Linked DNA regions of Homo sapiens: region 1 is linked to region 2. The links are chromatin loops, found by intact Hi-C in ENCODE. Cell type or tissue: sigmoid colon. All regions are shown on one strand. Each heading gives the region's core, and the rest is flanking DNA. Links, peaks and the distances in the headings are about the cores only. Region 1 overlaps HOMER2 (homer scaffold protein 2). Region 2 holds the start of HOMER2 (homer scaffold protein 2).

Evidence for each region. A loop is a pair of places that touch in the nucleus more often than their neighbours do. Peaks named below come from ENCODE experiments on the same cell type or tissue, not always from the same donor. Only the 100,000 strongest peaks of a DNase experiment are listed, where the experiment ranks them.
Region 1: it touches region 2 in a loop (2.3-fold over the local background); 5 of 110 quality-filtered maps call a loop at or near these places.

The regions. Positions count from the first base shown.
Region 1 is chr15:82,893,833-82,901,872 of GRCh38, reverse strand. The region is part of intron 1 of HOMER2 (homer scaffold protein 2); the gene reads left to right. It overlaps LOC105370928 (a long non-coding RNA gene), which reads right to left. Exons shown (of 5, transcript XR_007064741.1): 2 at 2,239-2,285. Among named protein-coding and RNA genes, the nearest start is that of HOMER2, 55 kb to the left of the region's middle. In sigmoid colon, for the core only: no CTCF peak of the experiment used is centred there; no DNase peak of the experiment used is centred there.
Region 2 is chr15:82,948,609-82,956,648 of GRCh38, reverse strand. HOMER2 (homer scaffold protein 2) reads left to right here and starts at 3,929. Exons shown (of 9, transcript NM_004839.4): 1 at 3,929-4,118. The coding sequence starts at 4,114. RefSeq lists an enhancer at 4,179-4,679. In sigmoid colon, for the core only: no CTCF peak of the experiment used is centred there; no DNase peak of the experiment used is centred there; H3K4me3 peaks cover 1,605 bases.

The sequences.
Region 1 (8,040 bases), core at 1,399-6,398, 54 kb after region 2:
GGCTTGAGAACACTTCTTGAAGGTGATAGCAGATAATTATGAGAATGACTATCCAAATGCTTTTAATGTTTTTCCTACATGTATGTTTTTTGGAATGTATTTGGAAGAGAAAATAGCTCCACAGAGCACATTAGGGAGATGCTGGCCCCGAGTTAAAGACTGATGTCCTTAGCCTGGTGCTCAGGCTCCATGGCTGTCTGGTTTTGGCCCTCCCTGAGACCTCATCTCCTGCCACCCGCTTCCTGTGCCACACAGTGGCCCTTGCTGATCTCTTGAGTGCACCTCTGGTGCCTGAATAGCTGTTTCCTCCCTTATCTGCTAAACCTAGCAGATTTGCTGGGCTCTGGACTGAGGTGGAGGGAGATATATGTGTGGAGGTGGGAGAGGGGTTTCTGTGCAGGGGTTCAGGGGTGCTGTTTGAACATAGGATGGCATTGCTATGTTGCTAGTGAGTTTTATTTTCTCTTCTGTCCCTGTCCTAGACTTCCCCTTCACTTCACTCATCCCTGCCGCCGTAATGTTTACCTATCCTGCGTCCTCAGAGAAGCCTTACCTCCTCCTCTGCACCCCTTTGCCTGTATTTGTTTTCCATCTCAGCTTTGCTTCTCCACAACTCTGCCTGTCTCCCTCCTGGCTGTCCAGGTCCTCACCCACTGCCCTGGGCCCATCCAGCCCTTTTGGAGAATCGGGACCCTTTTCCAAAGCACATGAGAATGGATCTGATGGCTTTTCTGGGTAGCCCTCTGCCTGTGACCCAGCCCCAGAACTTAGTCAAACTCACATCTCAGGAGGGCCAATAGGAGAATGTATGTTCAAAGCTCCTTAAAAACTGTCAGACACTCTAGGAAATAAGGTAGTGTCATTAATAAAGCCTGTCAGCATTCATCAGCGGCACTTGCCTCATCCATTCCCTGGTGTAAATGTGACCCAAAAAGGGAATTCCTAGTCAGAGGACTAGGAGGATTTGTGACAAGTATTTCTTCTATCAGATCACTAATTTATCAGGTTTGTTAATTGGGCAGTTTGGGGGCAGGAAGAAAATAACTTTAATAGAATGGGGCAGCTGTGACCTCCTTGAAGGGGCTCAGACCAGGCAAGGAGACAGACATCTGGCTAAGGTCCAGCAGATGCAGACTCTTCCTAGGGTGCATTGTTGTAACAGGATTTCTGTGTCTCCACTAATGAGCAATACTGCCTGTGTCATGCACTCACTTCTTTAGGCTTCTATTTCTGGACTCTCTGCTCTTCCATTATTTACCTACTTATTTGCTAAGACCTTCTGCCTTGTTTGCTATAACTTTATAATAATACATTTCAATATCTGAGATGGCTAAAACTCTTCATTGCTTTTCATTTTCAGAATATTTTGGCTGTCCTCACATAGAGTTTTCCAGTGAATAACCCTGTCTAGTTCTAAAAATAATAATTTTATTATGTTAGATTTATATATTAATTTAGGGATAATTGACAGCTTTGTGTTGGCTTTCCCATTTAAGAATATGTCTTATTAAAGTTTTCTTCTGTGTGCCTCAGAAGTTTTTGTTCTTACTGTATTTATTTATTTGGGTTTTTTAAAAAATGGGTCTTGCTATGTTGCCCAGGCTGGAATGCATTAGAAATTCATAGGCCCAATTCTAGTATGTACTAGAGCCTGGTCTCAAGCCATACTCCTGCCTCAGCCTCCTGAGTGGCTGGGACTATAGGGGCACACAATTGTACCTGGCTTGCTTTTATTTTCTAAACATAGATCTTGCATGCTTCCTAAATAGAGTCCAAGAAATTGTATCCTTTTGGTTGCTACTGTAAATGGGATTTTTGGCAATCTATTATTATATATTTTTTATTTTGAGATGGAGTCTCACCTACTGTGTTGCCCAGGCTGAAGTGCGGTTGCATAATCTCGGCTCCCTGCAACCGCCGCCTCCCTGGTTCAAGCGATTCTCCTGCCTCAGCCTCCCAAGTAGCTGGGATTACAGGTGCCCACCACCACACCCAGCTAATTTTTACATTTTTAGTAGAGATGTGTTTTGCCATGTTGGCCAGGGTGGTCTCAAACTCCTGACCTCAAGTGATCCGCCCACCTTGGCCTCTTAAAGTGCTGGGATTACAGGCATGAAACACCTTGCCTGGCCAGACAATCTGTTATATTTTCTATCTGGTTGTTTGTGTATTTAGGAAGGCTACTGATTTTATTAGTGATTTTATACCTAGCCACCTTACTGAATTTTGATTACTCACTTTTTCAGTTGATTTTCTTGGGTGTTCTCTATGTGCAATTCTATTATCTGCAAATAAGAATAACGTTACTGTGTGGATTTTGTATAAAAGTAGAACTCCAATATGCTTGTAAGTTAGATTCTTTGCATGGGAGAATGTACAAGAAAAAATTTCTGTCCACATCTCCTTTTTCCTTCAGTTCTCTGTTCTGGGTTCTGAGGATTTGGCCCTGCTGGCTGGCGTAGCCTGTTGACCACCTAGAGTGTGGGTCAGGGGCCAGATGAGCCCATGCTTCCAGTCCCTTGTGATGGGTGACCAGTCAAGGGCCTGTGTCTTCAGAGCACAAATCAGACTTCACAAGATGCTATGACAGTACATGAAGGGACAGTGAAGCGAGGATGTATTGGGTCCAGTGATGGGCACATGCATTGGCTGGGATGTGTGAAAGTACAGATGATTCAGAAGTTCTAGAAGGAAAGCAGCAGAAGCCCTTCTGGTGAGAGGGCAGGGCCAGGTGGTCAGGGGACAGCCTGTAATTCATGCAAAGCACTGGGAGCTGGTCCTGTTGGGGACAGAGCCAGGGAAGCCTTTGCAGCTGGGCAGGCAGAGTGTGACCCATCTGGACTAGAGGAAGACCTGTCGGTTGGTGTAGTAGATGGTGTTTGGAGGGGTTTAAGACTCAAGACAGATACAAACTAATTAGGGTACCTTACAAGACTTTGTAATACTGTAAAATAATGTCTGAAGGGTTTGTTTTAATTCAAATCAAATAGAAGTAGGAAAAATAAGAATTTTGATGTTTTGTAGGTTTATGTCAGAAAAAGTGTGGAGCTAAACATTGCAAGTGAAGAATTATAAGTTAAAACATCATTTCTCTCTCTCTTGTTTCTTTGCAAAAGTAGTCGTGCTAATTCTTTGCAGAATTATTTCACATGGAGCCAGAAATTGTTCAAAGCAGGAGTGGCCTCTTTGCCGAGTGGTTTTCATATTCCAAACATACATATGTTGCACAGAGTATCTAATTATTCTTGGGAACAATTACTGTCAGGTTCCAGAATGTGTTCAATGAACAGCAATTGGTGTTTATTCAGCTCTAAAGAGACTATGCAAGGAACGGTAGGTTATATTGTCTGTCTAAAGAAGCGTTCTGCCATCCGGAAACATCTGCTTTCTATTTAAAGCACTGAAGAAGGAATGGGAGTATATTTGAAATTTACTCTCTGAACATTGAACATCAAAGGAAGGAGAATAAATTTGGATATGAAGGTAATTTCTGTCCTCTGATACACTCTCTTCAGCTTTTCCCTGCTGGGAAGGAAACGCAGGTTGGAAAGTTCTGATTCTCTTAAATCTTTCTATTTATATTGATTTGCACACTGGAGGAAATGACTTCTATGTCCTACTTCTAGCTCTTTTGCTTTCTCAAGTGAAGCAGAAGACTCTTTCAAAGTCAGGGTCTGCTTTTCTGAATTTTGTGGTGAGGTCTCTGTTTGGATTTTGCCCATAAAGGTGTTAAGATTTGTTGTTCAGTTTGCCTGAAGTGATCCTGTGACCTTTGATTTTCTGTGTGGTGAGCCCTGCCCACTCACAGCCCTGTTGGGAGGATTAAATGAGAACATTTATGGTTTGCTTGGTGTGTAGTAAGCTTTCTGTGAAGGACAGTGTCTCTTCTATTGCTACGTAATAAACTGTCACATACATAGCATCTTAAACCACATTGCTGTGTGTCTGGAGTCTGGTATAGCTTAGTTGGGCCCTTTGCTTCAGGGTCTCTTGCAAGGCTGTAATCAAGGTGTTGACCAGGGTTGGAGTCTCATCTGAAGGCTCACATATGGAAAGATCTGCTTCCAAGCTCATGTGGTTGTTGGCTGAATTTCCATTCCTCCAAGGGAGTTGGACTAAGGGCCTCAGTTCCTGTCTGTCAGTTGGCTGGAGTCTTTCCTCATTTCCTTGTAAGGTGGATCTCCCTAATATGGCAGCTTGCTTCATCAAAACCAGTAAGGTAATTTATTGAGAGAGTCTGATAGGAGACAGATGTCATAATCCTATGTGACTTAATTACACAAATGACATCCCATCACCTTTGCCATATTCTGTTGGTTAAAAGCAAGTCACAGGTCTCACCCACACTCAAGAGGAGGGGATTCCATAAGGGCATGAACACTAGGAGGTGGGGGTCACCAGGAGTCACATCCGAAGCTGCCTACTACAGACAGCTATTATTATAGGAAGAGAGAATAACATAATGGCTGAGAGGGAGGGTTTCCATGTCACTTAGAAATAATATCAAATTGCTGGGTGCAGTGGCTCAAGCCTGTAATCCCAACACTTTGGGAGGCCGAGGCATGTGGATCATGAGGTCAGGAGTTCAAGACCAGCCTGGCCAAGATGGTGAAACCCCGTCTCTACTAAAAATACAAAAATTAGCTGGGCGTGGTGGCAGGCGCCTGTAATCCCAGCTACTTGGGAGGCTGAGGCAGAGAATTGCTTAAACCCAGGAGGTGGAGGTTGCAGTGAGCCAAGATCATGCCACTACACTCCAGCTTGGGCGACAGAGTGAGACTTCATCTAAAAAAAAAAAAAAAAAAAAGAAATGACATCAAATTTCAGACCTGTCATATACTGCATGACCCAAGTCAGGTTACCTGGCCTCTCTGAGTTCCTGTTTCCCCACCTGTTCAGCCCCTTCCCTGTAGGATTGTTGCAGTTTCAAAGTGGAGAGCGAGCCTAGCAGAATGGTAAGTACTCAGTAAAGGTCAGCTACGAGCTTTTCTTCTCCTTGCCTTTCTTTTTTGCCTTTTTTTGAAATATCATTAGACTTTTTGGATTGTAGAAGAATAGCATGGAACTCCCCAGTGCCCCCAGACTTGGTTATTCATGTGAAATCCCAGAGCGGCGGGTAGTTTCCTGCCAGACTGGCCGTGCAATCCTCCCCTGTTTGCCCAGGGGCTCGAGGATGAGGAATGCAGGTCTTTGGCCTCTGGAGGGCCATAGCTTCCTGCCATGGTGACTACCTCAGAATGGAGCTGCCAGGAGGCCCTGCAGTACCCCTCCCAGGTCTCTGTGCCTCCCCTCACACTGGAGCAGCCACTTGCCCTGCAGAGGGCCTGACCATGTTGACCAAGAGTGTGGCCAGGTGAGCCATTGTGTTCTTCCAACATCGTTGCATTTCTACTTGGGGGTCCCGAGGGCAGCTCACCATGACTTCAGTCCATCCACAGAGCTGAGCAGGCAGATTTGGAGATGGAACCCTTCTTGTCTACTCACTTTGACACCTGGATCATGCCGAGCAGACAGCCGGCTGCTTTGCCTGTGCCTGGTCAGGAAGCTCTGCCATCTTCTCGGCTCCCTGTGCCTTCCCCTCCATCTCTCCACTTTGCTTTCCTCACTTCCTCCCTCCTGTAGGCCTCAGGGACAGAGAGTGCTTGCGGAAGGCTACTGCTGGGCCACCACAGGCCGCACTCATCTCCACCCTCCTTCCTGACCAGAACAGCTCTGCCTCCCCTTGCCCCTTGCCCCCATCCTTTGCATCCAGAGACCCTGTTCTTGGTCCCCCTGTTGCCCCACCTCCAGCCCCCTCTACAGCTGTGGGAGAACTTTCTGGAGTCTCCCTGTGTCATTCAGTCACCAGTGTTGTTCTGGAGTAGAGATGCTGGCTCTAGGGGCCACTTCTTTTTTTCTTTTTTAGATCATCTGATTATATCTAATGTGAATGTCTCCCCAGCTTCCTTGAAAGTAAAAATCACCTGGAGTTCTTAAAAATGGAGCCCCTTGGGCCCTTCCTTGGAGAGCCAGGTTCAAGGGGGGCTAGGATGGGGCCTGGGAACATGTATTTTTAGTAAGTGTACCAGCTAATTCCTGTCATGGAGATTTAGGGAACACCCGTCTAAGCATGCCCAAACCGAGACCCAATCCCTCTTTTCTGATGTAGGGAATAGGAGGGAAGATCTGAAAGTCTGGGTCCCTTCCCAGAAAGGCCTTCTCTAACCCGTGGGCCCCCAGCCCAGCCCATTTAGTGCTCTGACAATGAGGCATAATTTGATTCTTCAACAAATGTTCTGTAGTTGCTGCCCTTTAAATTGCTCCTTCCTTTCACGTATGTAGGAGAATACTGTGTGTGGAAGTGTTTTCCTTTATGGTGTTGTACTTAGATGATTAGCAAAATATGGTGCTGGGCTGAGAGTGGCACAGCTGGGTGATCCAGACTGCAGACTGGATTATATCACATGGATGGGGTATGAGGGCTTGCACTGATATGCACACACTCCCTGTCGTCTGGCCTCTCTTGACAGCAGATGCGGGAAATTACAGTGAGAATCTTCCTTTTGTTTCTAACAGCTGTCACCCAGCTGCTGGAAGGGTGTTGGTTTAGCATCGAGTGTGTGGGTGAACTTGGTCTCTGTTTGAGGGAATAAAAATGCCCTAGTAATCCACAGCCCCAGAGGCACTTGTCCTGCTCCAGGGGACCTAGAAGGGAAGTTTCAGGGAGCAAGGAATGCTGCTAGCCTCTGTTCTGGAATGCTGGCCTCTGTAAACAGCTGCATTGAAGCAGCATTAATAGCATGCCTGAGGAGAAACAGGCATAAAGAAGATTGCTGCATTTCTTCAAAACCACGGTTGATGGTTGATGCTGCTGGTGTTACTCAGTAGCCCTTATATGAGGCTCAAATGGCAAATTGGTTTTCTAGGAAAAGTTTCTCAAGAGCATTCTTAAAATTTTAATAATGAGTATTCTACATTCAGGATGGATTCAAAGACTGCTTCGCCTAAAATCATTCCATCTAGAGACTGGAACACTTCAAATTCTTTTCTCTTTGATTTTTTTTTTTTTGTATCTTGTCTATGTCTCTTTTATTTTATCTCTTTTGACATTGTAAAGATTTAAAAAATTGTCTAAGTTACCTTTTAATTTTGTGTCTCTAATAAGTACTTATTAAATCTGTAGCATTTTATAAACAATGGGACTATTTTTTTTTTTTTTTTTTGAGATGGAGTCTTGCTCTGTCGCCCAGGCTGGAGTGCAGTGGTGTGATCTCAGCTCACTGCAAGCTCTGCCTCCCGGGTTCACGCCATTCTTCTGCCTCAGCCTCCCGAGTAGCTGGGACTACAGGCACCCGCCACCATGCCCAGCTAATTTTTTGTATTTTTAGTAGAGACGGGGCTTCACCGTGTTAGCCAGGATGGTCTCGATCTCCTGACCTCGTGATCCGCAACAATGGGACTATTTTTACACGTTGATGGCTTTTTTTCTATTTGTATCTTATTTTGAACACTTAAAGGATTTTTGAGCCAGTCTGTGTAAAGATGCTTTCTTCAAAAATAAATGTATTTTGTGATAAGTCTGTGCCATTTTGCATTACTTTGGGAAGTAGATAGCTTAGAATACAAAATGCAGTGAAATCCATTACAATTTTTATTCATCTGCCTTGTTTCTAAATGCGTATTGTCAAAATCTAATTCCCCACTCAACAGAAAGAAACATAGGTAATATGCAAATTTGGTGAATCGCATAAAATGCTTTAGGCATGTGGAGTGAAAAAGCAACAATATAGAGGCAAGAATAGCAGAAGGGATGGATTTGATGAATTTACATAAAACTCAAAAGGTTTATAAGTTGGAAACATCAAATTTGAAGGTTTGGTCAGGTTGTTGAATGGTTCCAGAAGTAGACTGAAGAGATACAGAGATAAAAAATAATTCTATCATATTACCAGGTGCAGTGGTTCATGCCCTATAATGGCTCATGCTGGGATTATATCCCAGCACTTTGAGAGGCTAATGTGGGAGGATCACTTGAGATCAGGAGTTTAAGACTAGCCTGGG
Region 2 (8,040 bases), core at 1,951-6,950:
TCTGTAATCCACTTCCCTTCATCTCCACCCTTATCTTTTGTCTAGAGCCTCTTAACCAGTCTCCATGTTTTACTCTTGTCCCCTTCTTATCCCCTCTTCTCCCAGGAGTGAGTGATATTTTAACAATATAAACCAGATCACGGCATTCCCCAACCCATCAGTGGGTTCTCACTGCATTTGAATAAATTGCAAATCCTTAATCCAGCCAAAGGGCCCTGCATACTTCACCCATGCTTTGCTAAGCTCACTGCACTCTAACCACACTGGCCTTCTCCCAGCTCTTCAGAACAGCATGATTCTCTACCACCTCAGGGCCGTTGCAGTTTCCTCTGCTTGGAACCCTCCCCTCATGCTCCCCATGACTGATGCTTCTTTGTCTTCAAGCCTCTTCTTTTTTTTTTTTTTTTTTGAGATGGAGTCTCAATCTGTCACCCAGGCTGGAGTGCAGTGATGCAATCTCAGCTCACTGCAACCTCTGCCTCCTGAGTTCAAGTGATTCTCCTGCCTCAGCCTCCTAATTAGCTGGGATTACAGGCATGTACCACCATGCCTGGCTAGGTTTTGTATTTTTAGTAAAGATGGGGTTTTGCCATGTTGGCCAGGCTGGTCTTGAACTCCTGGCCTCAAGTGATCTGCCTGCCTTGGCCTCCCAAAGTGCTGGGACTACAGTCATGAGCCACCACACCCAGCCATCAGGCCTCTTTTTAAATGTCTCTTCAACAGGCCATTCCTGACCATCCTCCTCAACCTAAATTAGGTCTCCTATTCACACAGATCGTAGCTTATATATTTGTGTGATTATTTGATTAATACCATTCACACAATCTTATAGTCCTATGACAGAAGGACGTCTGTTTTGCTGAGCACTTTATGCCCAACACAGTACCAGATACACAGCAGGTGATCAACATTTATTGAAAGAATAAATATATTTCTATGTTACTATATAGGCTTCACAAATATAATGTAATAGCTGCATAATACCCGACAGTTATCCCTTTAATTAATGGCTTTAATAATACATTTGTTTCATATGCAGTTGAAAGAACTGACCTTTTATGGTTAGAAAAAAAAATGTTTGAAGTCCCTGGACCAGCCATACCAGAAATCTGAGCACACTAATAACAACATTATGCATGTACATGGTGAGCCTAATTTTGCTGTTGAAAGTAAAAATACAGGCCGGGCATGGTGGCTCACGCCTATAATCCCAGCACTTTGGGAGGCCGAGGCAGGCGGATCACAAGGTCTGGAGATCGAGACCATCCTAGCTAACATGGTGAAACCCCATCTCTACTAAAACTACAAAAAAGTAGCCAGGTGTGGTGGCATGCGCTTGTAGCCCCAGCTACTCGGGAGGCTGAGGCAGGAGAATTGCATGAACCCAGGAGGCAGAAGTTGCAGTGAGCCAAGATTGCGCCACTGCACTCCAGCCTGGGCAACAGAGTGAGACTCCGTCTCAAAAAAAAAAAAAAAAGAAAAAGAAAAAGAAAGTAAAAATACGTAGATTATAGGTTTTGAAATCAATTTAGTAGGTTATGAGCAGTACTGCTTTTAAAAATAGAACAGAATGGGCCGGGCACGGTGGCACACGCCTGTAATCCCAGCACTTTGGGAGGCTGAGGTGGGCCGATCACGAGGTCAAGAGATGGAGACCATCCTGGCCAACATGGTGAAATCCTGTCTCTACTAAAAATACAAAAATTAGCTGGGGTGGTGGTGCGCGCCTGTAGTCCCAGCTACTTGGGAGGCTGAGGCAGGAGAATCGCTTGAACCTGGGAGGCGGAGGTTGTGGTGCCCTGAGATCATGCCACTGCACTCCAGCCTGGTGACAGAGCAACACTCTGTCTCAACAACAACAACAACAAAACAGAATGATGTCTGAATGCCTGCCTGGCAAGTGAGAGGATAAACATTGTTTTATATAACTTTTTGTTTCTATTTTATATCGATATACCTATAGACATAGTATGTATGTGCTGAAGTATGTACCAGGTTGCAGGTTGTAGTGTAAAATATATTTCTTACTGTGGATTGTAGTTTAAAAAAATGAAAAACTCGGCCAGGCACGGTGGCTCATGCCTGTAGTCCCAGCCCTTTGGGAGGCCGAGGCGGGTGGATCACGAGGTCAGGAGATCGAAACATGGTGAAACCCTGTCTCTACTAAAAATACAAAAAAAAAAAAAAACTGGGCGTGGTGGCATGCGCCTGCAGTCGCAGCTACTGGGGAGGCTGAGGCAGTAGAATCGCTTGAATCTGGGAGGTGGGGGTTGCAGTGAGCCGAGATCACGCCACTGCCACTGCACTCTAGCCTGGGTGAGCAGAGTGAGACTCCGTCTCAAAAAAAAAATAATAAAAATAAAATAAAAATGAAAAACTCTGATTTCAGTGGCTTGCCTTTGAAGTTATTCGAACACTTCAGAATCCTCAGGTATTACCTGATAAATGACTTGTTCAGTGTTCTACAAGCTCACTTTCCTGATATTGCTGATTACTATGCATGGAGGATTTGGAAACTCCCAAGATTATTTTATTTTTTACAAACTTATTTTGTATTTATTTATTTATTTTTTTGAGACAGTCTGGCTCTTTTCACCAGGCTAGAGTGCAGTGGCATGATCTCGGCTCGCTGCAACCCCTGCCTCCTGGGTTCAAGCGATTCTCCTGCATCAAGCCTCCCGAGTAGCTGGGAGTAGCTGGGACTACAGGAGCACGCCACCACACCCGGCTATTTATGTATTTAATTAATTAATTTATTTATTTTTTGAGACGGAGTCTCGCTCTGTTGCCCAGGCTGGAGTGCAGTGGTGCGATCTCGGCTCACTACAAGATCCGCCTTCCAGGTTCACGCGATTCTTGTGCGTCAGCCTCCGGAGTAGCTGGGACTACAGGCGCCTGTCTCCACGCCCGGCTAATTTTTTTTGTGTGTGTGTATTTTTAGTAGAGACGGGGTTTCACCGTGTTAGCCAGGATGGCCTCGATCTCCAGACCTCGTGATTCGCCCGCCTCGGCCTCCCAAAGTGCTGGGATTACAGGCGTGAGCCACCGCGCCCGACCTGTCCCTTGACTTTTTTACTGTCCTGAGATGCCAGGCTTATGTGGGCGGTGTGTTCCCAGCAGAAGATGATCCCGTGGAAGTCCCGGGGGATGAAGGTTAGGTTAGTCCCAGTGCCAGCCTTTGGTAGAAACTCAGGACCTGATAGGTAGAAAGGCGACGAAGAGAGCCTGCTCTTCTTCAAGTTCTACTTTTGCCATCCTAATTCCCCTCGCTCTAAGGATAAAACCAAGCTTGATGAAGCCGCCTTAAAACTGCCCCTTCAAGTGGGAGCCCTCATCTCATTTTTATCCAGGAAAGAGCCCAGAGCATCTGCCGCGGCCTGTAGGCTCTTCTCTGCCAGGCTGGCTTCCGAAATTTCACGGTGGCGGGTACCTTAAGGCCACTCGGCCGGGCAACTGGCAGGAAGATGAAGGTGGGCTTTAAGGAGGAGCACAGCTATGCCCATCTCAGACTCTGGAGACCCGAACGAACTCTAATCTGAATGTGTGACCTTGGGCAAATCACTTACCCTCCCCAGGCCTCGGTTCCCTTATCTGCAAAGTAAAGGTAGCCCTAAAGTCCCCGCCAGGTGTGAATGGGACTTTAAGTCCATCAGGCAGGATGTTGATGGCACTGCGCCAGGGCCCCGGGTCGGCGTGGGGCGGGGGCGCGCCAACGCGGGGCCGGCACCGAGGACTGGGTGGCCCGGGAGAAAAGCGGCGACTGCGCGGCTGCGCGGGGGACGGTGCACACAGTGCTGCGCCCCCCGCCTCTTGGCTCGCTGCCGCGGCCCGGGGGCCACGAGGTTACGTAAGGAGCCGGGCGGGGGTAGCGGCTGGGGAGGGCGGGGCGGGCACCGCCCCAGCGCGGCCGCCCAGCCCCCGCCCGCCCGCGCCTGGCGGCGGTGGCGGCAGTGGCAGCAGTGGCAGCCGCGCAGCCCCGCGGAATGGAGCGGCGCCGGGGCTGAGCCGGGCGCGCACGGGCCGCCGCATGTGCCGCGCGGGGAGCGGCTGCCGAGCGGGCGGAGAGCGAGCGCGAGAGGCCCCGTCGGAGCGGCCGCCGGAGCAGCGCCGGAGATGGGGTGAGTGAGCCCGCGCCGCGCGCTCTCCGCGCGCCCCTCCGGAGGGACTGCGGGGCCGCGGCTGGCGTAACCGGGCTCGGAGCCTCCCGGCGGGCCGGCCCCCGCCTCCCCAAGCCGGAGCGAGCGCACACTCTGCGCCCGGGAGTCTGGGGCCACCTGACCCGCGCCCTCCGCCGGGGCACGCGGACACCCAGCAGGGGCACCCTGGCCTGGGCGCGGAGCCCGTGGCCCTTCCCCTCCCATACAGCCCGGGCACGGGGGCACCTGACGGGGACCGGTGCCCTGGCCGGCCTCCTGCCTCGGCCATTCCGCGGTCTCTTCGCCCCTGGGCGCAGTCAACTCCAGGGCCTGTGTGAGTCTAAGCAGTTTGTCGTTCTCCACGTTTGGATTTATTACAAGCAAAATGGAAATCGAAGTTTTCCTGGAAATAATCAAATAATAATAAACCTCCAGCGTAGGAATAGTGGACTTTGGATCTGCTTTGAGATGCTGAAGATGATGGAAGTCTATAAGGAACCTAGGTGAGGCTTCAGTCTTTGAAACAACTGAGTAGATGCTCAGGAGGGAAGTTGAAATACTCTGTCGAAGTGACTAATGCTTCTGAGTATATAAAGTAATTTAAGCTTTCCCCTCGGCGTCTCTCTGAGCAGTAGGCTCTGTGAGTCTGGGAGCCACTGTGCTAATAGCACAATAACTCCTTACATCTGCTCACTCTATTTGGGCACACGTTGACGGTTTGCCATACGTATTCAGGGGACACTTATGTCCACTTTACAGATGAGGAAACTGAGGCACAAAGTGGTTCGGTGACTTCCCCCAGGCTGTGTAGTTGATGAGCATTTGTGTAGCAGGGGTGGCCTTGCCACTGCCTGACGTGGGCATGGAGGCGGGTAAGTGAACCAGAATTCCTAAATCTCTCTGTTCCCTGCTGCTGAACCCAGCATTCTTCCAACAGCCCTTCGCAGGACTCAAATGCTTCTGCTCCAAGGGTCTAGAGATCTTGCTTTCCTGTTTGGGATGGGTGGGGCCTGGGAAGGCAAGAGTGCAGTGGAAGGAGCAAGATTGTCCTGGTGCCCTGGCTCAGCCCCCCTGGGTCAGTGGCTTTCTTGCACCGTACTCCAGGTTAAGTTTCTGGAGTCATTTTGCCTGGTGAGTCTTAGCCATGGGAGCTGCAGAGTGTGTGAGGGGATCAGAGGCAGGCCAAGAGGAATTTTGAGGAATGGAAGTGTGAGGGCTGTGGGCCAACATGAACTGGACATGACAGAGGTGGGTGACAGAGAGGAGGAGGCGAGATGAGCAGCGAGGGCTGAAGAAGTGTGCTTACATTTAGGAGATTTCACATGAACAGCAACTGTGGGTGATTTTACCCAGAGGCACCCAAGTTGGCAGGCCGTATTTCTGTAACATTTCCAGTGAGTCCTCAGTGGACTGTGAAAAGGCTGATCTTTGAGCAGTGAGAGCCTTTGAGGTTCTCAGATTTCATACTTTAAAAAAATGTACAGGGAAAAAGGAGTTGGCAAATGTAAGGTCTCAGAATGGAAGATAAAAGGGATCCGGTAATTTTAACTCTCTTTCTGGCCCTCCCTCCCCCTGGCCAACACAAAACCAATCCACCGTACTTGTGTGATCAAAAACAAGTACTGAAACTCTGTGGTTGAGATCAAATAGTTCTGTGGAAATGAAAATGTTTACTCACTCATAAAACCTTAAAGAAAATGTCAAAAAATAATTTTTGTTTGTGGAGAAGCAGGGAGGAGACGCTTGGGGATTTTGTTTAAACACAGAATATGTCTTTCATGTAATTTTAACATCATTCGATAAATGTATATATTACTCACTTCTCGTAGATAAAGGCTGGTTTGTAACTCCTACCTACCTCTGCCATTTTTAATAGATCCATGTCTTCTATTATTTATGTGAAAATACAAGCCATGGTCGTAAATTGAGATGCAGCTAAGGGCTGGGGAAGCAATTCAGACAGGAGGGTGGAGGGAGCCGTTTTAACTGAAAATAGAACCAATGTCATCCTTTCTGAGAGTTGTGTAGGATGGAGGGGGAAGAACTTTTTGAAAGGGCAGCTAGTAGAAAACCTTGCTGCGATCCTACAGCTTCGTCATGGCTCTGCTGTGTAGACAGGACTAGGATTTAAGGGAAAAAAAAACAAACTATCTGAGTTTACCTCCCCCCAACTTGAGATGCTTCTCCTCCCTCAAATGTTCACTACCATTTTCCACTTCTCTTCTGCGAAGTGTTCTGTGTTAAGTGTGGCCTCTCCAGTGAGTTTGTGTTCTTACTCCCTAAGGCAACTATTTCATACCTATTCCCCTTTCCAGACCTCTCCCCTTCCTAGGCACACCCCGTGGCTTCCCTTTCAATTGACAAGATAGGCACCTTTGACCAAGGGAATGTCTTCATTTTGCCACCACCTAGTCTAGTATGCAGCTGCTGCTACCTTCTCCTACCTGCCTGCTGTGCTGGATGACCTGTCCCTCATCTCTTCCTACTAGGGGCCCCTTCTTCTGGGGTAGCCTCCATTCCATCCCTTCCTCCTCCCATCTTTTCAGAGATTGTCTCTCCTTCCTAACCACCTTTCTCTCCGGGGTCTTCTCCATCAGTATAGGAGCATACATCTGACCAACAGAACTTTCTGCACTGCTGGAAATGTTCTGTATCTGCGTGGCAGCCACCAGCACATGTGGTTATTGGACACTTGAAATGTGGTTGTTGAGACTGAGGACCTGAATTTTTAACTTAATCTAAATTTAAATAGCCACATGTAGCTAGTGGCCACCATATTGGATAGCATAGCTTTAGTTGCTCTCATCTTAAAAAGGAGATCTCCCTCCCTCCTACATCCCTCTCCTGTTTCACTTCTTTGCTCTTCTTCACCTGAAAACACCTCAGAAGATACATCCAAACCCACTGGCTCCATTCACTTTCTCCTGCCATTTGTTCACTCTCCATACTCTACAGTCTTGCTTCTGCCTCACCTCTGCACCAAAACTGCCAGGGTCTTGGGTGACCAGGGGGTTGCCAGATCTCAGCCTCACCTCACTTCACCTCTCTCAGCAGCATTCCTAACAAATGACCACTCCCTCTCCTCAAAACAACACCCCTCTCAGCTCCTCTGGCCCCACTGTTTCCTGCTTTTCTTCTTACTCCTAATCATGGGGTTGCCCAGGGACTGGTCCTGGTTCCTTTTCTCTGTCCACACTGTCTTCCTAGGTAATACTGTCCCACCTGCAACTCCTCCCCACCCTCCCATGGCTTCAAATGCCATCGATATGCCCATGATGCCCACACTTTAATTTCTAGCTCAGATCTTTCTTGGAGCTTCTGACTCTCGTCAATACATGGAGCTCTTGATATGCCTTCCAGCTCTCACCTGCCTTCCGTCTTCCCCATCCAAGTCAGTGGCCCTACCATGCACTCATTTGCCAAGAGTCATGTTTGAGTCCTCTTCCCAACCTCTCACATGCAGGCTATCAGTTTGTCCTGTGCATTCTACTTCCGGGATATATCTGGAGTGCATTCACCTCACCCCATAGCCATAGTTCCCACTCTAGCCACCATCACCTCTTTCCTAACAGGCCCCCCAGTATCCACTCTGGGTTGTCTGCAGTCCATTTTTCACACAGAAGCCTAAGTGACCAGCTTTTAAAATCATAAATCAGATCATGTCATTCCCCTTTTTAAATACCTCCCACTGACCAGGCGCTGGGCGCAGCTCCCCCTGCCATGCTGCTGTGCCCCTCACTGTGTTCTGCTAACATAGATCTCCTTTCCTTTTCTTGCCTTACCTGAGATCCTTGCACTTGCTGTTTCCCCTGCCTGGAATTCTCTTACCTTCCTCTTTCCTTTCAGACTTTGGCCTCAGGGTCACCCCTTCAGGGTCTTTCCTGCCATCCTGTCTAGAGCACCC